Regions from separate parts of the Homo sapiens genome. Here all the other regions are linked to region 2. The links are chromatin contacts, found by Hi-C or POLR2A ChIA-PET in ENCODE. All regions are on one chromosome and are shown on one strand. The core of a region is the stretch at or near the end of the contact, and the rest is flanking DNA. Distances in the headings are between cores, read along the strand shown. Region 1 overlaps MBNL1 (muscleblind like splicing regulator 1). Region 2 holds the start of GPR171 (G protein-coupled receptor 171). Region 3 has its middle 240 kb from the start of P2RY1. Region 4 holds the start of LINC02917 (long intergenic non-protein coding RNA 2917). Region 5 holds the start of PFN2 (profilin 2).

The links. A loop is a pair of places that touch in the nucleus more often than their neighbours do. ChIA-PET counts read pairs that join two places held with the same protein, here RNA polymerase II (POLR2A). Pooled maps may share reads with other maps.
Region 1: a loop to region 2 is called in a pooled map, with 11 times the contacts of the local background. The contact joins the enhancer-like site here to the promoter of GPR171 in region 2. A Hi-C loop is called at or near these places in 4 of 50 pooled maps. POLR2A ChIA-PET finds 5 or more read pairs at or near these places in 2 of 52 experiments (activated CD4-positive, alpha-beta T cell and activated CD8-positive, alpha-beta memory T cell).
Region 3: a pooled map shows a loop between it and region 2 (3-fold over the local background). The contact joins the enhancer-like site here to the promoter of GPR171 in region 2. A Hi-C loop is called at or near these places in 3 of 50 pooled maps. POLR2A ChIA-PET finds 5 or more read pairs at or near these places in 2 of 52 experiments (activated naive CD4-positive, alpha-beta T cell and naive thymus-derived CD4-positive, alpha-beta T cell).
Region 4: a loop to region 2 is called in a pooled map, with 3 times the contacts of the local background. The contact joins the promoter of LINC02917 here to the promoter of GPR171 in region 2. A Hi-C loop is called at or near these places in 2 of 168 maps with a recorded cell type or tissue (both naive thymus-derived CD4-positive, alpha-beta T cell), 1 of 37 single-sample maps with no recorded cell type and 11 of 50 pooled maps. POLR2A ChIA-PET finds 5 or more read pairs at or near these places in 6 of 52 experiments (activated CD4-positive, alpha-beta T cell, activated CD8-positive, alpha-beta memory T cell, activated T-cell and 1 more).
Region 5: a loop to region 2 is called in a map of CD4-positive, alpha-beta memory T cell, with 13 times the contacts of the local background. The contact joins the promoter of PFN2 here to the promoter of GPR171 in region 2. A Hi-C loop is called at or near these places in 2 of 168 maps with a recorded cell type or tissue (CD4-positive, alpha-beta T cell and CD4-positive, alpha-beta memory T cell) and 3 of 50 pooled maps. POLR2A ChIA-PET finds 5 or more read pairs at or near these places in 1 of 52 experiments (naive thymus-derived CD4-positive, alpha-beta T cell).

What each region holds. Positions count from the first base shown.
Region 1 is chr3:152,298,019-152,303,384 of GRCh38, reverse strand. It overlaps MBNL1 (muscleblind like splicing regulator 1), which reads right to left. Exons shown (of 10, transcript NM_021038.5): 2 at 3,018-3,980. The coding sequence starts at 3,191. Among named protein-coding and RNA genes, the nearest start is that of MBNL1-AS1, 31 kb to the right of the region's middle. RefSeq lists an enhancer at 752-851. Within about 2 kb of position 1,289, at least 23 of the 41 ENCODE cell types and tissues checked have a DNase peak (open chromatin) inside an H3K27ac peak, as active enhancers do.
Region 2 is chr3:151,200,578-151,205,867 of GRCh38, reverse strand. GPR171 (G protein-coupled receptor 171) reads left to right here and starts at 2,652. Exons shown (of 3, transcript NM_013308.4): 1 at 2,652-2,764; 2 at 4,871-4,959. All of the region lies in intron 16 of MED12L (mediator complex subunit 12L), which reads right to left.
Region 3 is chr3:152,594,370-152,599,614 of GRCh38, reverse strand. No RefSeq gene overlaps it. Among named protein-coding and RNA genes, the nearest start is that of P2RY1, 240 kb to the left of the region's middle. RefSeq lists enhancers at 2,109-2,779, 3,143-3,242. Within about 2 kb of position 3,439, at least 18 of the 41 ENCODE cell types and tissues checked have a DNase peak (open chromatin) inside an H3K27ac peak, as active enhancers do.
Region 4 is chr3:152,202,584-152,208,519 of GRCh38, reverse strand. LINC02917 (long intergenic non-protein coding RNA 2917) reads left to right here and starts at 3,093. Exons shown (of 3, transcript NR_186000.1): 1 at 3,093-3,147. It overlaps LOC101928166 (a long non-coding RNA gene), which reads left to right and starts at 3,091. Exons shown (of 3, transcript NR_136178.1): 1 at 3,091-3,147. RefSeq lists a silencer at 5,246-5,540.
Region 5 is chr3:149,969,015-149,974,908 of GRCh38, reverse strand. PFN2 (profilin 2) reads left to right here and starts at 4,014. Exons shown (of 3, transcript NM_053024.4): 1 at 4,014-4,184. The coding sequence starts at 4,053. It overlaps LOC646903 (a long non-coding RNA gene), which reads right to left and starts at 3,630. Exons shown (of 1, transcript NR_036538.1): 1 at 1,667-3,630. RefSeq lists enhancers at 2,751-3,281, 3,282-3,813 and silencers at 3,659-3,718, 3,949-4,028, 4,239-4,478, 4,489-4,538, 4,559-4,818.

The DNA of each region.
Region 1 (5,366 bases), core at 40-2,539, 1.1 Mb before region 2:
AAAACTGCAATTGTAAAAGGAAAATTAGAGAAACTAAGTATTTAGAGTATTGTTTATATACTAGCACACATTATTACAGCTTTTGCTCTTTTACTGTTCTCGTTCTAATTCTGACATTCTTAATACCTACATTCCTCGTTGTCATGTATTCCCATTTTACTTAGCAACAGATTTATTACGATACAGACTTCTACATTTACATACGGTATATTTAAATCTAATTATTTAAACCTTAAAATCATCAGTATGCAACTAAAATAGTGAGCTAATTTTCTTCCTATTATCTTTAGTAACATACCAATTGACTTCTTTTACATAAATGAATACTTTCTTGAACTGTTTGACTTATTTTTTTTTTTTTTAATGAAATAAATTCTCCTCTTCTAACTAGAAGTCTGCTATTAACGTAAGTCACCTGGGAGCCTGGCCAAAGTCTGAAGCAGCACAGCTGAAGGGTACAGCCATTTCATAGGGTCCTCTCAGAGAGTATTTGGTTTGCTTTCCTAACTTTCTAAAAATAGTAGATTACACAGGCCACCTCCATCTCATGGCTCAAGAACTCAGAAAAGGCTGGACTATGGATTTAAGCAATACACAGGACACATTTTATTAAAGAAGTCAGGATTATTACAAGTTTTCTAAATTTTTTTCCGTTTACTCTGTGAGAGAATGCAAATGATCTAGCGGTTAATGGCATGGAAACCTCATAACGCTCCCAAATTTCAGAACTTCAAGCATGAGTCATACAGTTACTTTAACAGTTTTAAAATATGTTTTTGATCTATTTTAGCCACAAGACTGAATACAAGAGGACTGCTATCTGAAGGGAAGGATTCTAAATACTGTACAAAGAATCACATGTGTCAGTTATAAATATATACACACACACGTAAGAAACATGTTTTTTAACATAAATGCTTAATTACATATTCAAAATTGTTTTAATGCTTAACATAATTATTTTACTAACATTTAAGAAGCTACTGTCCTGGGTATGAAGCTCCATCATAAATAAATTCATGTTTTTTTTTTCCTCTTATTCAAATTTAAAATATTTTACCAAGTTTTAGACACTGTAATTTAAATTTAAATTAAATTCAGTTTCTCTTAGAAAGACAAAGAAAAAGGACAAAGTTTGCATTGATTAGCTGCTGTAATGAGTTCATTTCATAAATACATTTAAAATCTTGAAATTATTTAAAGTCCTTGATGTGGCAGTTGAATCTTGTTAACCACATAGCATGTCATTAAGCAACCTTGCTGCTTTACTCAAAAAGGGACTGTTCTGTGGCCATAAGTGAGCAGCAACTAAAAAAAAATATTTTGAGATGGAAAAATAGCAACTGAATAGTAATGTTTCACAATGTTTCCAAATGTTGTAGAAGCAGGTCTTCTGTGTAACCACTCAATGTCACAGCCAAATTTAATGTCCTTCATTTTGCAGCTACGAGTGCACCATCAACTGTCTGTAGGATTAAAAATTGGATTTACTATTAATTGGGTCAAAACAGGGTTACTTATGGCCACAGCTGGTTACCGACAAGAGTAATTAGCTCCTTGCCCCTCATTTTATGGGTCTCAGTCTCTAATTACACCTGAATTCAGCCAGCATGAATTTAGGAATACACATTCACGGAGGTACAACCACTGTGCCCTTCACTGATGCCTCTCAAAGGAAAGGGTGAAGAAAGTCTCAATGGGAGTTTATAACTTTTGCTTATTGATCTTTAGGACTATGACATTAAGAAGAATCTAACATTTTAAAATATTTTTGTTGTTAATACCTCCTTTCTGTTCAACTCTAAAGATCATATTCTCGAAATCTTTGGCAAAAACTTTAGCAAAATGAACAGCCTAAAATGGACCAGGAAACAATGAACTGAAACAATTAACTCATAACTCACCCTGATGTTATTAAAGAAAAGATTATTATAGCACCATATATTTTTAAAGACAAGATGGATCTATGAGACTTTTACTTCTCTACATATGTAGAAGTGATAGTGTCCTCCCCTCAAAGGTCCAAAGAATTAAATTAGGACATTCATATTCAAAAGCAATTTGATTAAACCAAGTAGGCTGAAAGTACCCAGGAACACATTTCTAGTCTTGACCTTGTGTGTCAAAATAAAGATATTTATGTTATCTTTTAAAAGACTCATTTTCAAATATGATACCTGAATTACAAATCCAATGACATTTTTGAATGTCAAGAAACACTAAAGTAAATATTTTAGTATTATGGTGCCCACAAAAGCTAACTTTTAACATTTCTAGCTAAGACTATTACAAATAAAAAAAAATCATGATCTAACAGAAAATAAACTGCTAATTCACATTAGAATTTTTGAAGCTGGAAAAATCCAATAAACAATAGTACTTATGAGTTTCTACTTATTTATATAACTCACATGCAACAAAGTTTGTGCCTCAGGTAAGGTGCTGTAGCAGCAGTTCAGCACCTTACTTCTAGTTACATTTTCCATAAAATGCGTGGCTCTGGCCTGAAAATAAAATGCCCACAAAATAAAAAGAAAATCTAAAATGTCAAAATATTAAAAGAGTAAAAAGTCTATCCAAGTTTAGCTGATTTTAAATCTGCTTCTCTTTTGCAACTGTACAATGCCTTTACCAACAAATAAAAATCATCCTCATTCAGCTATTGCCATGGCCTTATATATAATATATGCATATGCTAAACACTCACAGGTAGCTACATTTACCATTTCCAGGGACAGACAGACACTTTGCCATTACTAAGTGAAAAATATGTCAACACTTTCTGCCCTAGCAAAAAAAAACATGCAGTGAAAGGACTGATAAAGTTATTCATAACAAAGTTTGGCCAGACTTGATTCTACTGCTTCTCGTAAAGTTCCCCAGCCCAACATCATCAACACACTGTATAACTAAACTATGAACAAAGCAATCCATAATCCCATATGCAGAGAACTGTATGTCCATATACCCCTCATTCAATCATTGAATATCCTTAAAAGAATATAATAGTTACTCACTTTCAATGAATCAAAGCAGGCGATTACTCGTCCATTTTCAACTTGGCAGCTTTTCGAAGGATGTGCAAATTTACATTCCGTGTCTGGCCGTGAGCAAGTCCCCCTCTGGAACTCTCTACATACTTCCAGTGTTAGCCATTTTGTGTCCCGAATTGGTGTGACACTAACAGCCATGTTTAGATTTTACAGGTAGTTAAATGTTTCAGTGAAACCAACAAACCCAACCCCCCCAAAAAAGAGCAACAACCAAAAAAAAAAAGCTGAACTGATGATGAAAATGTCCCCTCAAAATACTTTTCCCCACTCCCTGCTTTAAAAGTACATGGAAAATTGTGTCGTCAATATCAAGGAAAAGATCTCCCACTAGAAATTCACAGCATGAAACTGTTAATTCAAAGAGGTTTTGGTTTTTAGAGAAATACTAGGATTGTAAGTAGATGAACGTTTAAAAGTAGGGCCTGGTATCAGCCTTGTGCTCTCAGTAACCCCTTCCCAGTGCCAATTTGGAGCCCAAAATGCAAGCATGAAAACGTGGCAGACCCTTCGACACCGAATTTCCAAGCTGCTTTCAGCAAAGTTGTCTGAAAGGGAATCTCCTCACAGCTGAATTTGCAATGGAGTTTGGTGGTGCAATCGGTATTGATTAGTTTGGCATAGACAGATGCAGCAGTTTAGAGCAAAATCGAGAAAATGATTTTTTTTTTCCTCCTTGATTTCCTGGCAGAAGATATCTTACTTTTTCAGCAAACTTTTCTTTTAACACTAAAGCAGCCTAGGGCAATGCCAGATACTTAGAGCTTTTCTCTTGATTATAAGTAGAAATGGGGGTGTCTGGGCTAGAGGTGGAGGGTGGATGTGCTGTCGTCACAGTCTAGCTGGCAGCAAGCAAGGCAAAAGCAGAGACTGCTCTAGAAGCGGTTCCAAGCAGCAGAGACGTCAGGAAAGGCACTTCTTAGTACCAACCTGTAGAAAAAAGAGATAGGTTAAGATTTACTAAGTAGCACTTCACTGATGTCCTACAGTATCACAACCTTGCCATGTGATACCAGACTAAGTAATATTCAAGTCAGCCTCTCTCTCTCTCTCCCACACATACATACACAAAATACTTACAGTGAGGCATATTGCAGCCAGCCATCGTAGATTTATTAAAAAAAGGGGCCGTTTCCCCTTGTGAAGCAATGCATGATAGAGAGATAACCAATCACAGATAGTGTTGCAGCAATATTCTGGGCAGAAAGCCAATAGTGTGGGTTGTCTTATGAAAGGTCGCGCCTGTCAGACGTTCATTACTATGCTATAAGCACAGAAAATGTCCATCAGATGTGACTTATTCCACTGCAAGAGGACGAGCATGTGGGTTTTGAATTTACCCAACATGCAGTTAGTGGACTAAACCATGTTAGTTTCAAAACAGCTTCTCAGACAAGTCTAAGCACTTGAAGATCATTACCAGGGAATAAAAAGCAAGGTTTAAAAATTGCAGCTGACTTCCAAGCTGCTTTCCCTCCGGCTCTGCGCAGGGACGGGCACTGAACAGCCTGCTCCTGCTGTCCTGACACGTGAATAAAAAAGGAAAGGGGTGTTTACAAATGGTACATTCTCCTGACCTATCCAATTCACTTCCTTCTAAAGCCCAAGTCCTGCCCCTCCACTGAAAACAGCACTCATACTGTAAAACTATTCCATTGAGCCCGCAGACACTTTGTCAATATATCACAGGCAGGCAAGATATGAACAAAAGCATCCTTTATTCGTACATTTTTAAAGCAGAAGCTGAGGTCATGTGGGGAAAATAAGGAGTACAGTGTTGTCAGTGTGTCTGGTAAATCTGAAGTCAACCTCAAGGGAGAAAGTGATTCCATCGCAGAAACATTAAATATTAAGTGAGCAATTTGATTTGAGCAGCGTGATGCACTTCAGAAGTACAATTCCAAACAAAGCTGGAGGGTGGGGGATGAGGGATCCCCTGTTGCCTGATGATCAGTTAACTCAGCACCACAAGACTACTTCTTAGAGCAGGGCATTTTTACTTTTAACAACTTACTTTTTCTATCAGGATTTTTCTTCTTTATTTTTTGTTTGAATGTTGCCAATGAGGAAAACAAGGCTTTAAAAAGTAAAATTTTCACATTTTAAAGAGGCAATGACACAGTATGATAACTAGTATTTGATGATACTTCTTCATGAGCCAAAATTGCTCTATTGGCATATGGTATATTTATAATTTTTGGAAACTAGAGTATAGGATATAAATACATACGTACATTAAAAAACACGAACATCTAGAACTTAAATTGTTTAAGATTAATATTGCCATTTTAACACTAAATTTCGTTTAAAAAACTA
Region 2 (5,290 bases), core at 1,403-3,902:
CCAATGGCATGCAAATTCAAATGGTTACAAATACTAAATGGGAAGGGGGACCGGATTGACCTGATGGCCTCCATTGTAATCACTGTCCCCAGCAATTTCATTGTAAGAAGCATAACTAAGAGCTGGGACGCTAGGGTCTAACTGTGCAGGCTTGAGTGGGCCTTAATTTCTCTGCACCACAGTTTCCCCATCTGTAAGAGGCAGAATCTCCTGTATCTCATGGCTTGTTTTAACAAAAACAAGTCCTCAGACCTGTGCCCGGCTGTGGCAGTGACCACCGACCCCAACATTTGCTTTCCCCTTCCTCATTAGTTCCAAATGGCTTCCATGCTATGCCGAAAAAGCACATTTTAAAAACGCTAAATATTCAAAGCAAGTATTTCTACTGAAATACCGTTGTTTGGTATTTGTGTTCAATAAAATCAAAAGCACGTTTTGTATGGATAGGAGAGTTGACCACAGAAAATATTTTCTTTCTCAATTCATAACTTGGTGGACAATTTAGCTTTAATTTTTATTTTACACATACAAAATATCCATGAAATATTCATAAGTAATGAATAGATTATTTCTTTAACAAAAAGTACTGCCATGACCAAGGTAAGGGAAAAATAACTTCACCTCACTTCTTCCCGCTTGGGTGTGTATTAGTGATGACATGCAACTTCCCGGAACACTAAGTACAGTCACAAACACTTGTCCTCAGTGAAACAGATAGAAAAAAGTGGCTTATAGAAAATCAAATGAAACTAGTATTAAAAAATGAAAACTACATGTATTTCCACTGTGAATAAACTTCCACACAAAGCCAGGTTGCCTAAGCTCATTCTCAGAAGGAGGAATATGATTCATCTATTAAAAGATTAATTCTCACTATTCTAAAAATTAAATAGAACTCTGAGAACAAGGGCACTTCAGTGCTTTCACATTTGGCAATCCAGACACAGAAACTGTGGTCTGGGTAGATTTTTAAGTACAATTGTTTGTACTTTTCAATTGTGTCTACAACCTTAAAGTGAACCGAGGAAGTAAACATATAAAGAGACCTAACTAAAAAAAGCAAAACAGAAACTGTCAAAAATCTTTCATCCCAGTTTTTCTCCATGCCATGGTAAAATCATTCACCACTGTTTGCAGTCAACTCCACTCATCTCTAAATTCTCTCCCTTTCATCTCCTCTACCCTCCAGTGGATGTAAACCCTGATCACTTCTCACTTACTTGTCTGCAAATATATCTTTTCTACAAGTATGTTCTTCAGTGAGTCCTGTACAATGTTGAAGCATACATATCTTAAAAGAAAGATCCTTTCCTAGCACTATGATGATGAAGTTCACAGTGGTTCTTAACATAAAATGTTTGAGAAACATTTGCTTTTTCCCTCCTAGTTTATAATTTATGGTCTTCACTGGCAAAAATAATAATTATATGAATTTGGGAGAATGTCAGAATACCTGAGACGTGACCAATATCATCATAAGCATCTTTACATTTTTTTCAAAAGTCTCCTTAGACTTTCCCTAAATTCTCCCTAGCTAGATACTTCTCATTTCATCTTTTGAGACATTTTTCTTTTTAAAAACTAATACCAAGAGATTAATTTTAGATCCTGGAAAGGTATCTTCTTTTTTCTTATCCAGAAAACTGACCAAGTATTATTAAAAGAAACCAAAGCACCTACCAAGCCAATGAAGCATTAGAAGAAACCAGACCCTAAATAACCAGGCAATGGCTTTGCATTAACACATCAACTTTGAACCAGAAAATTCAGAACTCTTGAAAATATGTTTGTTAGGTCCCCCAGCATGCTAGGCTTCTTTCAAACATTCAGTTAGTTCTGCCACAGACACAATGAACATTTAACCAAACAACTTAAATACACACTGTAGGGTTCCTTTACACACAATCTATTAATTACTAAATACTATTCCAATTCATCAGGCTGTTTGAGTCAAACAGACAAATACTTATTACAAGTCTAATCTCATAAATTGAATATATAATATATTCTTCAATGAAAAATTATAAACTATAAAATAGTATGAATAACATCTAAGTGGAAATACATAAGCATAGAAAAAATTTAAAACTTATGTACCAAAAATATTAACAGTAATTATCTCTCTGCATAATGATGTTCCTTTTTTATTTCTATTTCCAGATTTTTCTATAATGAACATAAAATAAGATAAATAAAATGTATACATTAGCTGACTCTGTAAAACACATCTTTTTGTTTACTTCTTTTTTTAATAATAGGTGTCTCAGCAGGAATAAAAACTGCAACTATTTTTTAAATTTTAACTTTGAAATGCTGTGTTACTATATATACTGAAAAAATATTTGCTTAAACACCTTATATCTTTAATTATTAATCCCCATCAAGGCATGAAGAGTGATATTCTTTGAAATCATTATGACACAAAACATACCTTGGATACTTTAAAAAAAAAAAAAGGCTAGGTACTAAATGAAGATCTTTTCTCTAAAAAATATGACAAATAAATTGCTTAAGAAAGCATACATGAAATTGTATACATTAAAAAAACTTCTTTAGGAGACTTTCATAAAGTTAAACTACTTGCAAACCACAGTTTCATCTACGTCAATATGCAACATTTTAAAACCACACAAAAAGGAAAGGAAATTTTTAGTAAAGCCAGCAGCCTGCAATGGGGTTGCTACTGCTGCGGCTAACCAAACAGCTCATGCTTCTCTGAAGACTTGCAGCAAGGCTTGCTGAGGCTCACAGAAGATAGCCCCAGGTATGTCTTTTTAAACACTTAATATATTCAAATGCTTTTCCGTGGAAAACAAAATTGTGATTTTTCAGTATTTAAGGCTTATAAGTAGAAAAAGCCAAGCTGTATAAAAAAAAAGCATCAATTTTTAAACTCTAAATAGGTCCTAGCTGTGAATGACACTATAATTTTCTTATATCTGATGAACCCATTCATCTGTCTCCAAAAGACAGGATAATTGACACCAGACTGAATACCTGAGCGAGCATAACTATTCAGTAACTCAATCTTATAACTGGGTGGATAGAGGCCATGTTGTAGATCTTCACAACAGGGAACAACAGGCCTTAAGATGACTTTCCTCTACAAACATTACAATAGGTGATTTCAAGAAGATTCCACTGTGATTCCCATAGAAAATCTAATAAGCTTTTATTTTGTTTTTGTTTTGTTTTGTTTTTGAGGAGTCTCGCTTTTTCACCCAGGCTGGAGTGCAGTGGTGCGATCTCAGCTCACTTCAACCTCCACATCCCGGGTTCAAACAATTCTCCTGCCTCAGCCTCCCGAGTAGCTGGGATTACAGGTGCCCGCCACCGCGTTGGCTAATTTTTGTATTTTTAGTAGAGACAGGATTTCACCATGTTGGCCAGGCTGGTCTCGAACTCTTGACCTCAAGTGATCCACCCGCCTCAGCCTCCCAAAGTGCTGGGATTACAGGCGTGAGCCACTGTGCCCAGCCAGTTTATTTATTTTCTAAGCAATGGGCACTCTATCCAAACTACAGAGACAGTTAAAATCTTGTATTGTTGTTGCTGCACTACTTCTGAGTATCTCACATTTTCACTGGTAAGTAACTGTCTGGTAAAATATTTATTAAGCACTTAGTTCTCAAACTTGTGACACAGAACACAGGATGTTATTATACAATATTTTAACCTCTAATTTACATAAGCAAAAATTTTAAATAAACAGATTTGTTTCTCACTGCAATTTAGACAAAAGTTCACAAACACAAATGTGAGAAATGTGAGATGCTCCATGATTCTTGAGAATTACTGAATGATTATTCATTTCAGATAAATTATTCATGTACGGTATATATCGTCAGTTCTAGCTACAGAGAAAATTAATCAAAATAAATTACTCTAATTCTTCTCTTTACCATATACGTCTCATTGATACAACAGACTTATTTTATAGTTGTGCAAGCAATGGAGCACTTAAAGAAACACATTATGTTACCATTATTATGTAATATTTGAAATAGAAGTGCGTAAGCCAAAATCCTAGGGCCTTAGAAAGTAACAATAAGCAAAGATGTGACACTATATCAATGCACACGAATACTAGTTTTTCACATAAAGAAGAAAAGTATGTTCAAAATTCCAAGGTACAAATGGTAACTATCCAAATTCATGGTCGCCAAGGACATCGGTAAAGCCTGGAGTAGCTTTCAGATGTGAGGAGCTTCCTTAAAGCTCTGGAATAAGCAGGATTCAGGAATAGTAAGGATAAATGCAGAGCGCTTAGAAGATGACCAATAAGAACAGATCTTAGTCCTGCCTGAACATGCTGTGAAAGCTTGAGGAACACACCAGTGCCAGCCCTCAATCTCCTCAACTGACTTGGGGATTAGACTACAGGCTATCGATAAAGTTTCCATCCATCCTTAAAATCCTATGACTCCAAAATTTCTATCACATGCAAAAGTATAAAGGCAGGAAGGAACTGTACACAGAATAATAGAGACCCCACCAATCCCAATCTTAATCTGGGATGTAAGTAGAGATGGTAGAGAGAAACTAGGTTATGGAAGCTTTGAGAGCAAAGTTGGTTTAAACTTATTGGATGGGCCTAGGTTTTGTTTTTAAATGTGCGTGTGAGAGAGAGAGAGAGAGAGAGAGTGTGTGCACGTGGTTGTATGCATAGAACAGCAAAATATACGAAAAGCCTAAACTTATATTCTTAGTATTTTGGTAAAAAGTTAAAAATAGTTTATTTCAGCTTTATTACATAAAAATTGTTTAGAACATAGTTCCTGCCCACACAGTAAGCCCTTAGTAAAGACTGGCAGATATAATAATAATCATTATCATTTCTATCATCATCTTACTATTGTTACTGAGGCAGTGTTTTGGAGTGGTTTTGAATGTGATTCTGAGATCAGACTGACTGAGCTGGAATCCTGGCTTTATATCTTACCAGCTACACAACCTTGGGTAAGTAACCCCATTATGCCTCAATTTCCTCATCTGTAAAGCAGGGACAATAACAACACCTAGCTTATGGAAATGATAAGAAGTTAAATAAGTACATGTAAAGTATTTGGCATAGTGCCAGATACAAACCAACTGCTTAATTATTTTCATCGAGTTTGGTAAAGAATGACATTATTCATGGACTCTAACGTGCTAACTCAGGTAGGGAAAGAGAAAGGGCATGTAGCCTTTAAGCAGCACTTGAATTTAGAAAGCTTTGTGTACATCTGCCTTATTCATCTGTTTGCATACATTGTTTCATTACAAATGCACACAAAGGATCATTAATTAA
Region 3 (5,245 bases), core at 2,190-4,689, 1.4 Mb before region 2:
TAGCAAGCTCCTGGGGGAGGAGGTTCTGGAGAATGCCTGGCCGCTGCAGTTCAGGCGTTTGGAAGTTCTTGTGTGCTGGAGATATGGCTGGGGTTTGCCTCACAGTGGAGGCAAGGAATTGCAACTTTTTTCTATTATTGTACACCTTGAAGGCAAGGTTAATTAAGTCCTGTTGTGGAGTTTGAGGGCCGGAATTTAATTTTTGGAGTTTTTTCCTAATTTCAGGAGTGGATTGGGTGATAAAATGCATATTAAGAATAAGGCGGCCTTCTGGCCCCTCTGGGTCTAGGGCAGTAAAGTGTCTAAGTGTTGCTGCTAAGCGGGCCATGAACCGGGCTGGGTTTTCGTCTTTACCTTGGGTAGTTTCTTTAAGCTCGTCATAATTAACAGCTTTGTAAGCTGCCTTTTTAAGCCCTTCAACTAGGCAGGAAATCATGTAATCTCGCCTAGCTATACCTGGGGAATTTGCCTGGTAGTTCCATTGGGGATCCTCTCGGGGAACTGCTCTAATGCCTTCCTGGAGGTCTGGCTCATGAAGCCAGCGGTTGTCAGCATGAGATTGGGCTAGAGAAAAAACTCTTTCCCGTTCATCTGGGGAGAGGGTAGAAGTCAGGATGACATTTAAGTCACTCCAGGTTAAATTGTAGGACAGAGTTAGATATCAGAATTCCTGTATGTATTTAGTGGGGTCTGATGAGAAAGAGCCTAAACATTGACTGATCTGAGAGCGGTCTGATAGAGAAAAAGGTACATGTACCTTGACTATGCCTTCAGCTCCAGGCACCTCTCTAAGAGGAAATTGCTGGGCAGGTGGGGAAGAGCTAGTCATGGAACTAAACTGTAAGCCAGACCGGGTGTGAGGAGGGGAGGTGGTAGAAGTATTATAGGTGGAGGAGCGGAGGCTGAGGAAGAATTGGGACTTAGCTCAGCTTGGTGAAGAGCAGCCTGAGGAGGAGGGGAGAGGTCAGATGGGTCTGTAGAAAAGGAAGACTGGAAAGACTCAGCAATGCTTGGGGTTGGGACTGAGGGGACAGGTGGGAGGGAAAAAAGGAGGATTTGGGAGGAATCGAATTGGGAACAGAGACTAGGGAGGGAATGAAGTGTGAAAAATGCCTGGACTTAAGGCACCTCAGACCATTTGCCCATTTTTCGACAAAAATTATTTAGGTCCTGTAGGATGGAGAAATTGAAAGTGCCGTTTTCTGGCCATTTAGAGCCATTGTCAAGTTTGTATTGGGGCCAACCGGTGTTGCAGAAGAAAATAAGGCATTTAGGTTTTAGGTCAGGTGTGAGTTGAAGAGGTTTTAAGTTCTTGAGAACACAGGCTAAGGGAGAAGAAGGAGGAATGAAGGGTGGAAGGTTGCCTATAGTGAAGGAGGCAAGCCCAGAGAAAAGAGAGAGTAGAGACATGGAGGGAAGGGGTTCGGGGGTTCTTACCCTCCAGAAAAGTGGGAAAGGGGTCGGGGCATGGAAATAAGGGGTCAGGGCATGGAGATAAGAGGTTGGGGCACGGAAATAAGGCATTGGGGCACAGTGATAAGGGATTGGGGCACAGAGATAAGAGGTCAGGATGCAGGGATAAGGGATTGGGGGTTCTTGCCCCTTAGAAAAGCGGGACTTGCCACTAAGGGTGAAGGAGAAGGGGTTGAGGAGTTCTTGCCCTTCCCCCATAAAAGCAGAGAAGGGGTAGAGACATGGAGAGAAGGGGTTGGCAAGTCCCCCAGAAAAGCGGGACTTGCCGCTAAGGGTGAAGGACCAAGGCAGGCGTCCCTGCGTGGTCTGACACCTCTGAAACGTGGGTGAATAATCAGAGAAGCATCCCTGCAGTGATTAAACACCAAGGGAAGGCTGCCTTCCTAGTCCGTGACCAGCGCCGGAGTTTTGGGTCCATGGATAAAATGTGTCTCCTTTGTCTCTACCAGAAAATGAAAGGAATTGAAATTAAGAGAAGGGACAGATTGAAGTGTGGCGCCCAGATTGAAAGGAGAAAGAGGTTGAGGGATAGAGGGAGGTTGGAGAAGAGAGTAAAAAGAGGCCGCTTACTGGATTTGAAATTGGTGAGATGTTTCTTGGGCTGGTGGTCTGAGGACCTGAGGTCGTAGGTGGATCTTTCTCATGGAGCAAAGAGCAGGAGGACAGGGGATTGATCTCCCAGGGGAGGTCCCCCGATCCGAGTCATGGCACCAAATTTCATGCACGTCCGTGTGAAGAGACCACCAAACAGGCTTTGTGTGAGCAATAAAGCTGTTCATTTCACCTGGGTGCAGGCGGGCTGAGTCCGAAAAGAGAGTCAGCGAAGGGAGATGGGTTGGGGCCGTTTTATAAGATTTGGGTAGGTAAAGGAAAATTATAGTCAAAGGGGTTGTTCTCTGGTGGGCAGGAGTGGGGGTCACAAGGTGCTCAGTAGGGGAGCTTTTGAGCCAGGATGAGCCAGGAGAAGGAATTTCACAAGATAATGTCATCCATTAAGCCAGGAACAGGCCATTTTCACTTCTTTTGTGGTGGAATGTCATCAGTTAAGGCAGGAACTGGCCATCTGGATGTGTACATGCAGGTTACGGGGGATATGATGGCTTAGCTTAGGCTCAGAGGCCTGACACCTACTGTTCCATATTCAGATGCTGATCTGTTCTTTATATGAAGTTGCTCCCAGGGTGTCAAAGTAAGGGAACCAGCTCCTGTAAAACTCAATCTGCAGATGATTCTCAAACACAAAACCCTTGCAAGTCTTCCTCTGCCAGCTCAGAGACAGTTACAGTTTCAGGAGAGCCATGTAGGATGATTCTTTGGTTTATCAGAAAATAGTTAAGCCATTTGTATTGATAGAGCAGGCATCATGCCAGTTGAAACATTCTTACACAACCCAGCCACTCTGGATGATTTGTACATCTTGGATCCAGGCACAATAAGCAGCTTAACTTGGAGCTGAGAAATGAAAACAAAGGATGTGGTCTCGCTGTGGCTCCCTGACCTCAGGGATCTGTATGGTTTCCATGATTATAAATTATCTAAGAAGAAGTTGAGTTCTAGGTCCAGAGAAATTATTCCGAGCAGCAGGAATATACTGACTAAACTGATGCACCAAAATGTCAGATAGTTCCTCTGGTTTTGTTTCTTTTTAAATGTTGTTGTTGTTAGGGTTATTTTTCCCTCCACAAGTCACTTTTTGGCTTGGCAAAAATGAACTGCAGACTGTAGAATATCAAGGAAGTGAGATCTGAGTCTTCCAGCTGTGTTGCTTTAAAGGATTCAATTAGAGCACAAATGAGCTCCACGCACATATTTGGGCAGTGCAAAGTTCACTCTCAGGGGGTGGGACCTTGCTAAAAGAACTCATTCTGCTTTGGCTGATAAGAAAATGTGCTTCCTGTTTCTCTTCAAGGACAAGAAACTTAAAGTAAAATTTTAGCCAGCATCAGAGAGCTATGACACTTTCACTTCCTAACTTGAGACTTAGGACTTGCTGTTTGAAAAGCTACATTTGAGAGAAAGAGCTCGAATCTTTGGCTTCTTCCATCTTGCTATGAAGAAAAGGAAAGAGATTTGTGGTCTCCATTCTCTCCCTGACACCAGACTAAAAGATTCCTTGGAATAATCAGAACTGAGAAATATATTATACTTTATTCACTTAACCCTAGATCAATTATATTACCTCTTTTCTTTCTTTCTTTCTTTCTTTCTTTCTTTCTTTCTTTCTTTCTTTCTTTCTTTCTCTCTCTTTCTTTCTTCTTTCTCTTAGTATTTTTTAAATAATTTATTATTATTATTATAATTTGAAACAGGGTCTCACTTTGTCACCCAGGCTGGAGTGCAGTGCCATAAGCCTAGCTCACTGTACCCTCAACCCTCTGGGATCAAGCAATCCTCCCACCTCCACCTCAGCCTCCTGAGTAGATGAGTAGCTGGGACTACACATGTGTGCCACCACACCCAGCTAATTTGTAAAAATTTTGTAGAGACAGGGTCACACTGTGTTGCTCAAGCTGGTCTCAAACTCCTGGAATCAAGCAATCCCCCCACCTCAGCCTCCCAAAGTGCTGGAATTACAAACATAAGCCACTGTACCTGGTCTGTGTTACCATTTTCATAGTAAAATATTTTTACCACAAAGCTAATTTATCACTAAATATACTCTGTTCTCTTATAATGAACATGTGTCATTCTTTTTGTATGCCCAGCATACATCTTGCTTTTTTTGTGTAAGGAATTTTCTACCTTATGAGTGTGGGTGGGAAACAGTGACCTCTTCTTGTAAATTTGTTTGAGTTCATTGTAGATTCTGGATATTAGCCCTTTGTCAGATGAGTAGGTTGCGAAAATTTTCTCCCATGTTGTAGGTTGCCTGTTCACTCTGATGGTAGTTTCTTTTGCTGTGCAGAAGCTCTTTAGTTTAATTAGATCCCATTTGTCAATTTTGTCTTTTGTTGCCATTGCTTTTGGTGTTTTGGACATGAAGTCCTTGCCCACGCCTATGTCCTGAATGGTAATGCCTAGGTTTTCTTCTAGGGTTTTTATGGTTTTAGGTTTAACGTTTAAATCTTTAATCCATCTTGAATTGATTTTTGTATAAGGTGTAAGGAAGGGATCCAGTTTCAGCTTTCTACATATGGCTAGCCAGTTTTCCCAGCACCATTTATTAAATAGGGAATCCTTTCCCCATTGCTTGTTTTTCTCAGGTTTGTCAAAGATCAGATAGTTGTAGATATGCGGCATTATTTCTGAGGGCTCTGTTCTGTTCCATTGATCTATATCTCTGTTTTGGTACCAGTACCATGCTGTTTGGGAAAAAAACAAACAACCCCATCAAAAAGTGGGCGAAGGACATGAACAGACACTTCTCAAAAGAAGACATTTATGCAGCCAAAAAACACATGAAGAAATGCTCATCATCACTGGCCATCAGAGAAATGCAAATCAAAACCACTATGAGATATCATCTCACACCAGTTAGAATGGCAATCATTAAAAAGTCAGGAAACAACAGGTGCTGGAGAGGATGCGGAGAAATAGGAACACTTTTACACTGTTGGTGGGACTGTAAACTAGTTCAACCATTGTGGAAGTCAGTGTGGCGATTCCTCAGGGATCTAGAACTAGAAATACCATTTGACCCAGCCATCCCATTACTGGGTATATACCCAAATGAGTATAAATCATGCTGCTATAAAGACACATGCACACGTATGTTTATTGCGGCACTATTCACAATAGCAAAGACTTGGAACCAACCCAAATGTCCAACAAT
Region 4 (5,936 bases), core at 1,844-4,343, 1.0 Mb before region 2:
CCCCATGAGCCAATCACCTCCCACCAGGTCCTTCCCTCCACATGTGGGGGTTACTATTGGAGATGAGATTTGGGTGGGGTCACAGAGCCAGACCATATCACTGCTGTAGAAAATGATTTTCATTCACAGTTCACCTTTGAGATGTCTTTTGGGAAGAATAGAAATGTAATTTTTTTTTTTTGAGACTGTCTCCCTCTGTCACCAAGCTGGAGTGCAGTGGCATGATCTCAGCTTACTGCAACCTCCACCCCTCAAGTTCAAGCGATTCTCGTGCCTCAACCTCTGGAGTAGCTGGTATTACAGGCATGTGCCACCACACCCAGCTAATTTTTGTGTTCTCAGTAGAGATGGTGTTTCACCATGTTGGCCAGGATGGTTTCCATCTCCTGACCTCATGATCTGCCCGCCTCGACCTCCTAAAGTGTTGGGATTACAGGCGTGAGCCACTGTGGCCGGCTGAAATATAAGGTATTTTCTCAAGCATATTTATTGCCCTCCATCTGTCATCAGGAATGTTTACTTTATGCAAAAATATGGCATTAGTGTGATTTTGACAGGGAATGGTACTCATTTTAAAGATTTGTTGACACAATAGATAATGAGAATCAAGTATTTTTATAAGTTATCTACAAAGCTATCTAATTTTTTAATAGAAGTAGTATTTTACTAAGTAAATTTATACTTCTAGCACTTGATAAATTAACAAATATATGTTTTAAATTTTCTAGGAAGAGCCTATTTACTGTCTACCAGTAAACAGTATCTAAAGGGACTTTGTTGGAGGGATACAACTATCTATATTTCCTCTTTTTTTCTTCTACCCTTCACTCCCTTTTCCCATTTCCTGTATTTTTGTGGCCTCAATTTCCTTTTGGCCAAATTGCTGATCAGTTAATTGGAATCTAACATTTTTTGACTATCTAATGTACAAACATGGTCTTATTTAATGTTCACAATTAGCACCCCAAACTTAAAAAAAAAACAGTCAGTCACTTGTTCAAAGTGACTTAATTGGTAAGAATGGTAGAGAATTTTTATTTTCACTGAAATAATCAGTCTTAAGAAAGTAAAAACCTATTGGACGACCATAATTCTGTACACTATCTCAAGTTGTTTTCAAAGGATCTGGGTAGGGGAAAGATAGGCAAGAGCTAAAATGAGAGCTGTTTTAGGCACAAACTGATTTAAATAAACTTATTCTGCCAATTTAACAGAGAATACAACATACTTGTGACATTTGCCTGGCATGTTTTAGAAACAACAAAGAAAAAAATAGTGTGTTTGAGCAGATGTAGAATATTGAGCATTCAGGGTGCTATGTAAGGACTAGAGAGGCAGTTTGAGGTTGTATGTTAAAGGACTTTTTAGACCAAGTAGAAGAGGCTAAAATGTGTCCCATTTGTATCAGAGAGCCAATGGAAACTTTTAAGATGCGGAGAGTCATGATCTGATTTGTTGAAAATAGAACTGATTATAGATCATCTGAAACTAATTTGGCATTAGTCAATATTTTGTTGAAGGGAAAATTCATCCTCTTATCCATAGAGTCCTTAAACTGTAGACATCTGTGTCTACTCTGCCCTCCTCCAATCACTGTCTATATCTTTGGTACCAAATCCTATCCAGTTTACTCTACATCATCTCTTGCAATTTTATTTTCCATTCTTTCCCTTATCCATGTCCAGATTCACACATCTTCTATTTGCTCATGCCTGGACTTTTGAAGCACATCATGTATTAGGGGGCCAGACACCAGCTTCTCTCCTTTTACCAATATATTCCTCATAGTGTTGGAATTATGGAATCTCTGCAAAGAATAAAGAAACATGCCAAATACTTCCTCTAGTTTCACCTGATAAGAACCATGCAATGCCTACTATTTGGTGTAATTAATTTTTTATTGTTTTGCTTGTGCAAATAACCTTTAGAACTAGAGAACTCCTGAAGCACAAAGTACTCTGTAATAAATGATAATCACCAAATGTTAGGGTAGAGGCTATCTAAGTGAGCATCTCCCCTGAGCCCCTGGGCTCTGAAAAGTTATCAGACAGATAGCCAGGCCGACCCTTGCCTTCACGCAGGGCAGAAAGGCCGAAGCAGCCTGATGGCAAGTGCCCTTATGGCACTTACCATGTCCAAGATAGAAGTTGTAAAATGGTGGCCAATGGGCTGAATTGGCTTAAAGCTATATATTTTTAAATGGCATCATTTAAATAAATATTTATAATTTGAGAGAATTCACATAAAAATTCACATTTATGCCTTCTGTTGAAAATACAGAAGATCTGTCCAAGCAAGATCAGAAATCAGATGGGCCTATGTAGAGGAGGGGCACAATCTTGAAAAGGTGCCACCTTTTACTGTTTCCACATCATATTTGTGACTTCTATTCCTTAACACTCTGGGCCTGGGGGAAGAGGAGGGAGAGAAGATGGGGAGTACCGAGAGTGCCTGGGATTGAATTTCCTGTCATCCCAATGGGAAGATGTCTCAGAGTTAGAATTACACTTTTAAATCGTGATCGTAAAAGAAAATGAAATTTCTTGAACCCACGAGTGTATAGATTTGTATCAGCTAGGTGTAATGTCAATAATTTATTGGTTGAGTTTTAAAACAACCCCTCAGTTTCTTCCTATTTCTTATTTTCTCATCCTTTTAAGAATAGAGAGCATCAGATATATCCATAGACACAGTGAAGAATGAGCAGGTAATAGATAAGGAAATGGGTGGTCTTCAATATAGAAGTTCCAAGCAGCAAATTAAGTTGGGGAATGTTATGGGTAGAAAACCAAGGAAAGAAAAAAATAAGTTTATAGGCAAATTAGATTAACAGACTATTCCTGTTGTGACGAGAAGTTAATAAGAACTGAGAGCAAGAGCTTTTGCCTCTTCAGATATTTAAAGACAACCAGAAAACATCACAGCCTAGGGCTGGAGAGCATATAAAAGATAAGTTTAGAGAAGTCCTCAAACCGATAAAATAACAACTTACTTCCCCAAATATGCTAAGGGTGTTTGTCTGTGGTTAGTCAAACCATTAAAATGGGGAAGGAGGAGGGGTCAGAATTTTCTCTTCTAGGTTCAGAAGAGCCACATTTTGCCGTTCCGACTCTAAAGCAACTACATTTCTCTACAGAGCACAGAACTGTATGTAAATTCATCCATTGTAAATCTAATCTGCAAACATGTATTAGATCAGTATTTGGAGACAGAGAAGCCAACTGGTTCTTAACATTACATTGTATAGCTTCTATTAACATGTATCTCAGGGACTCATTTGGGTGATATTTGCATTGCCTAGGCTGTGGACAAACCACCAGGTAGCCTGAAAAGGACTTACTCTAGGGAAGAAACAGTGTGAAAAATAGTGTGGGGGTATACTTGTTGAAGTGTGAGTGAGGGAGGATAGTGGAGGAAAGGAGAAAGGAGGCATTGGTAGACTCATTTAAGACAAAAAATGGGCATTTCGGTTTCTTAAAAGCCACTTTTTTTTCAATTTAAAACTGTTTTGGGACTAAAGCCTCAGCCATATAAATTATTCTTACCAGGAAAAAAATTCTCTGAAGGAAAAAAAAAGCTAAACATGTATCTTGGCAAGGGGTTTCATATTTGAATTTAAATTTAAAGATAAATTTGTTTTTAAGAAAGCATAAAAAAGCAATTTCAGAAAAAAATCAGAAAAGCTTAGTTTTCTTTTTATTAAAAAAGAAACACAGAGAAATAAATTGATTTAGTTTCTTGTTATGTTCCCTTGGATATGACATAAATTGAAAATTGTAATTAGAAAAGAAATGAAAAATAATTCAATAAAGCTTTCACAATTATTCCTGAAAGAGCCATAAATGCAGTATATAATGACATAATACAGTAGTCAAGATAGTCATTGTTTAAGGTGAACTGAAATGTGCATTATTACATCAACAAAAAGATCCCACAGCTGACACTAATCTTTAGCGTTCTGCCAAAGTGGCATTTTATCCAAACTTTCTGTATTGACCTCACAATTCCACATACATACCTGTAATTCAAAACTTACTCATTTTTTCAAAACATGTGTAATCTGTATATGCAGATATGTGTACTTCAAAGGGTTAAGCTACCCAAGCCATAGTCAATGAATCACTTTTAAAAAGAGCAATAACTCACTGTAAGAATCACGTAATTTCTTACTGTAGGTGTGCTTTAACTAACTTTCACACACTCATGTTTGCTTTAAAGAATTCAGAATTTATGAAATAAATGACACAGTTTTTAAAAATCTTTTGAAGCCAGCAACTGGAAAAATAAGTGAATTATTTCAAAGATATTATTACTATACTTGAAAATATCATTTCAAAAATCCTAGTTCTTATTAGGGAGTAAAAAATGGACTACTGCATTTCAACCTAAAGCTACGTTTTAAAATGCTCCATATCTTTGTATGCAATATATTTTCTAAATGTAAGTAATTAGCTGTCTGTTCTTGAAATAATTTTTGGTTAAACAAAAGTTTCAACTCCTATAAGGCATAGTTAATAGCATGGTAATTACAACATTTTTATAATAACTTACAATCTTCTGAGATGTTTCACAATTCCTTCAGTTAGGGCTGGCAAATATGATTTCTGTTACTATTCTATTTTAGCTTTTCAGTAAGTGCCAGCAAGAGAAATTATATTCCTTTCCTTTTATGGCTTTCTGTGAGGCCCTGACTTGTAGAGAAGGCATTTGTGAGGTTGCTAACATTAAAGTTAATGTTAAACAGCTTATATTTTAACTAGAGATACTTCGCAGTTGGGATATATGCACATTTTGATTCTTTGCCACAGATGTAGTTGAAAATAGTAAATACTTTCTTCTCATTTATTTATTTTTACTCCTGAAATCAGGTGGCCTCTTAAAAATCTTCAGAAAAGTCAGCTCGTTTGAAAAGGAGACCAGGAAATATTGATTGATATAAAAATGAAAGTTCAAGCAGTCGACACTTTTTGTTTTAAATAATGTAGAAGCTAAAAAATAAAATAAATTCACTTTGCCAAAATGCAAGGCATTTTAGGCTCTTATGAAGAAAAAAGTGAATACTAACATGATACTCAGCAAACTGGTTAAAAAAAAGTGGGAAGGGAAGGTTTTTGTTAGAGGACATGTTAGTTTGCTATTAAAAAATATTACTATTCCAAGAAGTCTGGCTAATGCCAGAGACTCTTCATCAGCAAAATAAGAGAAGCATGCTGAGCCTCAAACATATTTCTACACATTTCTTGAAAAAGTCTGAGCAATCTTTAAAACAGGAGTGAAGAGGAGAAAGCCATACCAGTCCTAGTGGTGTCTGAAGTGTCCTCTGGTGATCTCTACCACACTTTGACCACACCTCCATCCCCAGCTGTGTACACATAACAAAGGTTATCAATAAATAATGTATTCATCTACTGGATTGCAGTGAAAGCCCCGATTACTTTTCTCCTATGTTTGGACTAAAGGTATTGGCTTTCTTCAGATATAACCAAGGAATATGAAATGCATTTAGGGAAAAGATCAAAAAGTACATGGAGGCCTGGCTAGTAAGAAGGAATATTATAATTTGCCTTCATATGATAACACTGTAACTGCTTAAGTACTCCTCAAAAATAACTTTTCATGGTATGTCTTTACTGATCCACTAAGAACTCTTACAGTATTAAATATTTTACACTATCAAAATTCTGGAGAATGCATCCTTTCCTATGTAACCCTCTATTTGATAAGATAAAAGAATTTTGCCATTCATTGTGCCTTACACAAATGGTTTATCTTATCAAAACAAATAGTGCTCTAAAAACAGGATTTTTTTTTAAGTAAGCAAGATCTTTTTTAGATGCATGTTTTGTGCCTACATGTGTTCTATATAATCAGCAGTTATAGTCATAATACTTTATGTAATTATTTAATTTCCAAAGTTTTAGCTGACATATAGCAGT
Region 5 (5,894 bases), core at 2,765-5,264, 1.2 Mb after region 2:
TTATTGTATTAAATATGCAAGGCAAAAATTTAAGGGTAACACTAAGAAAAATTGGTAGCATAAATTTGAAAAAAAAAAAAGAATAAAACACACATGCCCGACATTTTTTTTAAAGGCAAGGAAGAAAAAAGCATAGAAAAAAAAAGAGACTAATAAAATTAGTTCAAACAAGTCCAAATGTATGTCAATAATTACAATGAATGTAAATGGAATAAACTTGCCAATTAAAGGTTATACTGCCATATTGGATAAAAAAACAAAATCCAGCTGCGTGAAGTTTATGAGACACAAAATAAAAAGGACAGAGAAAGGTTGAAAGAGAGGTGGGGAGCGAAAAGATATATAAGGTAAACACCAATAAAAAGAGAGCTGGGATGTTACCTTAATATTTGACAAAAATTTTAAGACAAAAAGCAGTATTGGTGATCAAGAGGGCAACTACTAAATAATAAAGAATAAATTCATCAGAAAGGAAAAATATAACAATTTAAATTTCCATTTTCCTAATAGCCTCAAAATATAAAAAGCAAAAATTCATAGAATTTCAGGGTAAAATGGCCAAATGCAGAATTATAAGTTCTCCTTGTTCTTTACTGTAAAAATCATACATAGTGAATACATTCAAAAGATATTTGTATTAGCTTGTGGGATTAAGGATTTTTCTCCATTTTCTAAACTTTATTGCTGTGATATTGATTTTATAATTCATATACTTTTTTCAGAAATGAACTATGCGGTGAAATTTTTAAATAACTGATGGTTAATTATGGTTTTACTAAATTTGGGGGTAATTACTGTGTATAGTTTTAGATCCTGCTCCCAATGATTATCAGGTTGTGTACATTTTAAAGATAATTTCTTGTTTGTGTTTTGCTAAAATTTCAAATGATTTTTACATGGACTCAAGTGGTTCAGACACCACTTGACTTACACATTAAAGAACGTGGCTTACTACACAGTTTCTGCTTTACTCAATAAGAATAAAATAATTCTGGAAAGAATGCATAATAATGCACTCCAAACTTAAATATGCTACTGATTGTTAATGGCTACATTATTCTGGCTATTTGTATCAACAACACAGCCACAACTTTTCTAAACTTCTGCCCAGATATTACAATTATCCTAGGGATTACTTACTCTCAGAAAAGTAGAGGAAGATACAAATTGGCAATTCTTTTTCTCACACTGATACTCCTTTGGACTTAAGTGAACCAATATTGTTATTACTAAAGCTCAGTATTCCACCTCTATTTATACTTTCTGAAACGTATAAGCAACACTTAGATGAAATAGGAAGGGATCACTGTACACAAATGGAAAATAAAGCAGCATGCAAGGAAGCTGGTTCTAAAGAAAACAAGCACAGGTGGCCGGGCATGGTGGCTCATGCCTGTAATCCCAGCACTTTGGGAGGCCGAGGCAGGCGAATAACGAGGTCAGGAGTTTGAGACCAGCCTGGCCAACATGGTGAAACCCCGTCTCTACAAAAAATACAAAAAATTAGCTGGGCGTAGTGGCGGGTGTCTGTAATCCCAGCTACTTTTGGGAGGCTGAGGCAGGAGAATCGCTTGAACCCAGGAAGCGGAGGTTGCAGTGAGCCGAGATCATGCCACTGCACTCCAGCCCTGGTGACGGAGTCTCATCTCAATAAACAAACAAACAAAAAAGCACAGGTTACTTTATTACAGTACTGAAAACCAAGACAGCACATGGACTCTCTTTGAATATATAACCTAAAAATTGAAACTGTAAAATTTAATCTATTATACAGAATTTTTTTCATAGTTGTTTAAATTTTACTGTTTGCAATTCTAGAAAAATAACATCATGTTGGAAAAGTAAGCAGTAATTTAAAATGAATTATATTTTGAAAAATATAGAAGAATGACAAGAATTCTAAATTTTTGTGAATATTTTACCCAAGAAATGTGTTTTAGAATCTTTTGAGATTTGAATTAGAAAATATTGTTGGTCAAATTCTTTCACTGTTTAAAGCCAACAATAAAAGAATAGGAAAAGAATGTAGTTATTTCCAACTCTGTGCTATAACAATAAGATAGTAACGTCTAGAAATTATATCTTAAAACCTTCAGAGTAAATTAATAAAAATTCAACATACTTCAAGTTATCACTGTATTTTTTCTATAATTACCTTTTCGTTTACTGTTTCAATTTATTGAATTATACATACAATGAAGAGCACAATAAATGTACATACAGCTTGATGAATTCTCACATAGTGAGCCTGTGTTACAAGTAATCTATTATTAACTTTTAAGATGATACAGTGCTATGATCGAAGGACTAAAATGATCAACATCACCATAAAAGGCAGAGTCATAAACAAGAACAATTAAGTGTAATTAAATCAGGTGGGAGGCACACTTACAAAAATGAAACAATTTTTGGTTCACATTTTACACCACACAGGTATTCTGTATCTTTAGAACATGAGAAAATACATATTCTCAGTCTGATAGGTCTCTGACTTGGGGGTTTCTTTTACTGTACTTTTTTTCTCTCTAGTAGCTGAACATTTTAAAGCAATCAGCAGAAAAAATATAAAACTTCAGAACCAATTAGACTTTTAAAAGCAACGTTCTTGCCCTTTCCAGAGATACATTCCTTAATCCTCCTACAAATCATGACCTCACACGATAACTTTAAGGGTGAACATCAACTTATCTACATTTTGGTGCTTTCTTTCCCTTAAGTGGCAGATGGTTTCTATTAACCTAAAATTGAAGTCATTGTTGGGGGACCCCTAATTCCATGTCTAGTCCTAGTGCCCAGAGGCTACCAAAGACGATACGAATAGCTTCTCAGGCACTCTACCCACCGTTTACCTTGTTAATACAAATCTTTCCCAGACCTGGGTCCCGAAATTATTTTACCCTGCAGAGCAGAAATGTTACGGTGTTCATTCAGTGAACTCTTCCCTAGTTTTTAATCTTTGTATTTTCTGCGTATACTTCAAGCCACCAGTAACTTTCCCAGTTACCAAGAAACAGTGTAACACAGGTCGCTATTTGTTTTGTTCGGAATTTACGAGCAATTTAACCACACGTGATTAGCAACATTAAGGGGGCTCCTCCAGGCAAAGAATCCACAGAATGAGAGGCCCTTGGTACCCAAATGAAGCAACAATGAAAGATCGGCGAAGCTCAGCAAGGTTCCTGAGCGCCACGGACGCCTGCTCTGATTTCAGGTTGCCGGCGCGCGCCCGCGGGTCTGCCTTTATGGACGAGGCGCAAGAGGGATCCAGGAAAGACGGTGCCCTTAGAGACTCGGAGATTAGCGTGGGCAACCCTGCCACCAGCTGCCCCTGCCACCAGCCGCCCCCACAACAAAAAGGAGGAAACGCTCCGCATCCCGTCACCAGGACAACTCTGTAACCCGACACCGAGGCTCAAGATTCCGCATCCCGGGCAGCGAACACAGGAGAAAAGCACATCGCGGCCCGGCCGCGGGGCTCCAAGGCGTCCGTGCCGCCGCTGTTCCTGGGGTGCCGAGAGCGACGCGGGGTCCACCCTCTCCGCCGGCCCGAGGTCCGAAGCTCGGCCCGCCACCGCTCCCGGCCGGCGCCTCCCGCACGTGGCGGCCGTGATTGTCCCGGGGCGGTATCCCTCCGCGCCCCCGCCTCAGTCTCCCCCCGCCCTTCCCGGGACCCTCCGTGCCCGGGCGCCGCGGAAGGATCGCACGCACGCGCGCGCGCACGCCCAGCCGTGTCCGCGGAAAACGGAGGGCGCTGCGGTAAGGAGCAGCCGCCACAGGCACAGCCGCTTCGCAGCCTCCCGCCGCTGGTTTGTCAGCCCCGCGGCTGCGGGCGGCCGGGCGGCCGAGCGCGCTCTGAGGTTCGTCCCTCATCGCTGAACCCGCGTCCTCCCGCCGCAGCTCCTCGGGGAGGGGGGCGGTCGGTGCCTGCGCAGAGCCGCCTCCTCCCCGCCCCCGCCCCGCCTCCCCCCGCGCCGCCGCCGCCCGCTACCGCCGCCGCCGCCGCTGCGCCTGCTGCTCCTCGCCGTCCGCGCTGCAGTGCGAAGGGCTCGAAGATGGCCGGTTGGCAGAGCTACGTGGATAACCTGATGTGCGATGGCTGCTGCCAGGAGGCCGCCATTGTCGGCTACTGCGACGCCAAATACGTCTGGGCAGCCACGGCCGGGGGCGTCTTTCAGAGCATTACGGTGAGGACCAGTGGCGGCCGGTACCCTGGTCCCTGCACCGGAGCGGGGTGGCCGGCCGCGGGGGCACCGCAGCGCGGGGCTGGAACACTGAGGGCCGAGCCCGCAGGTGTGCTAGGCAGCGGGCGCCGAGGATGCGGCTGCCGGGCGGGCGGGGAGGCCGAGGCCCGGGGACGCCCCCTCACCCGGGGCTGCGCTGACAGGCTGGGGGCGGCGGCCGGACTCCTTGCTGGCCCTGGCCGGGCGCCCCCGGCGTTCCCAGCGTCGGTCCAGGTGCCCGGGTTGGGGGAGGGGGCACGCACCGGCCAGGGCAAGGGGAGGGGTTCCTTTTTTCCTCCTAGTGCGGTTCCCCTAGGTTCTCTTGAAGCCCTGAGGTTTGCTATGCACGTTCTGGGGTGGAAGCGGGGGTCGGGGATCCGGGCTGGGGCGCGCGGGCCCCGGGTGGAGGTCCCTAGGCTCTCTGGCCGGCTCTTGCTCCGCGGACAGCGCGCCTCCCGCGCCTCCGGCTGTGGGAGGCGGCGGCCCCGGCCCGGCCCCCGGGATTCTCGAAGCGACTTTGCGTAGGTTTACCGATGTCCAGGCCTCTGGGGCTTGCGAGAGATGTACGCCGACCGCGTAGGTGGATTCGTGAATCTCGACTTCAGCTCTAGCTCTATAGGTTGTTTTTTTTTTTTTTTTAAATTCTCCAAGATGGCGAACTGCCATTGATTTCTCTTCTCATATGGAGATTCATCGATATACGGTTATCCCCAGTTATGCAACATAGCTCAAAAAAGGGGTGCTTTTCGGGGGCTTTCAATTATCTGCGAAGACCAGGAGCACACTTCACTTCTCTAAGTCCCTCCCTCTTTAGTGGTGGCAGTAAAGGAACTAATGCAGTTTTATGCTTCACATTGCCTGATTTTCTTGAGACTTGATGGTTTTGAGTTGGTTGCAATATGTTTGGAGAATATTTGCCACAAAACCTCCAGCTTATTGTTTTGCCTGTTTCTGCCCAAGGCTGTTTCTAAAATTATGATAATTGTACTAAATACGAGACCATTCTCTTTATTTCTTAGCACCACGCTCCCTTTCCATTAAGCACCAAAATTCAGGTCCCCTATTAAGGGTGCTAATTATTCTTTTACCACTTAACATGGTTTAAAGTCTAACTTTAGAACTCAGTCCTTGATAGTAGTACTTTAAGGTCTCGTATACCCGCAGTGGACTACAATTCTTGTAGGGAATTGGCATCTGGTCATCAACTTTTTTCCTGCAGTCCTCTTGTCTTTGTGTGTGAGTTCCCGCTGTCTGACTAGGAAGATTGCGGGAGTGTGCTTGGAAATGGCTGGGGCCTGCTATGACTCTGCAGTTCTGATGGGGGCGACGCCTTCCTTCTTATTCATGGAATGTTAGAATGCACGTTTTCTCCTTTCCGGTTCTGGTGGCTACCTCAGTTTCTTTCCCAATCTCCCTCCATTTTTTCTGTTTTACTATTGCCTACCGCAGTGCTGTAGACAGAATCCACTTTGCGTTTGCCCAGAAAGAAAACTGATTACTGAGATGGGAGGGGAAGGGAAGTTGGAAAGAAACGGGAGTCGTGGCTAGAAAAATAGGAGGGAAATATGAATTTGGAAAAGCACTGATGTCCAGGGGTTGAAGTCCATCTCATCACGTATATTTCTAGTTACTCTAAGCAGAGAAGTGAACACATCAAAGAACAGGCTTTATTTT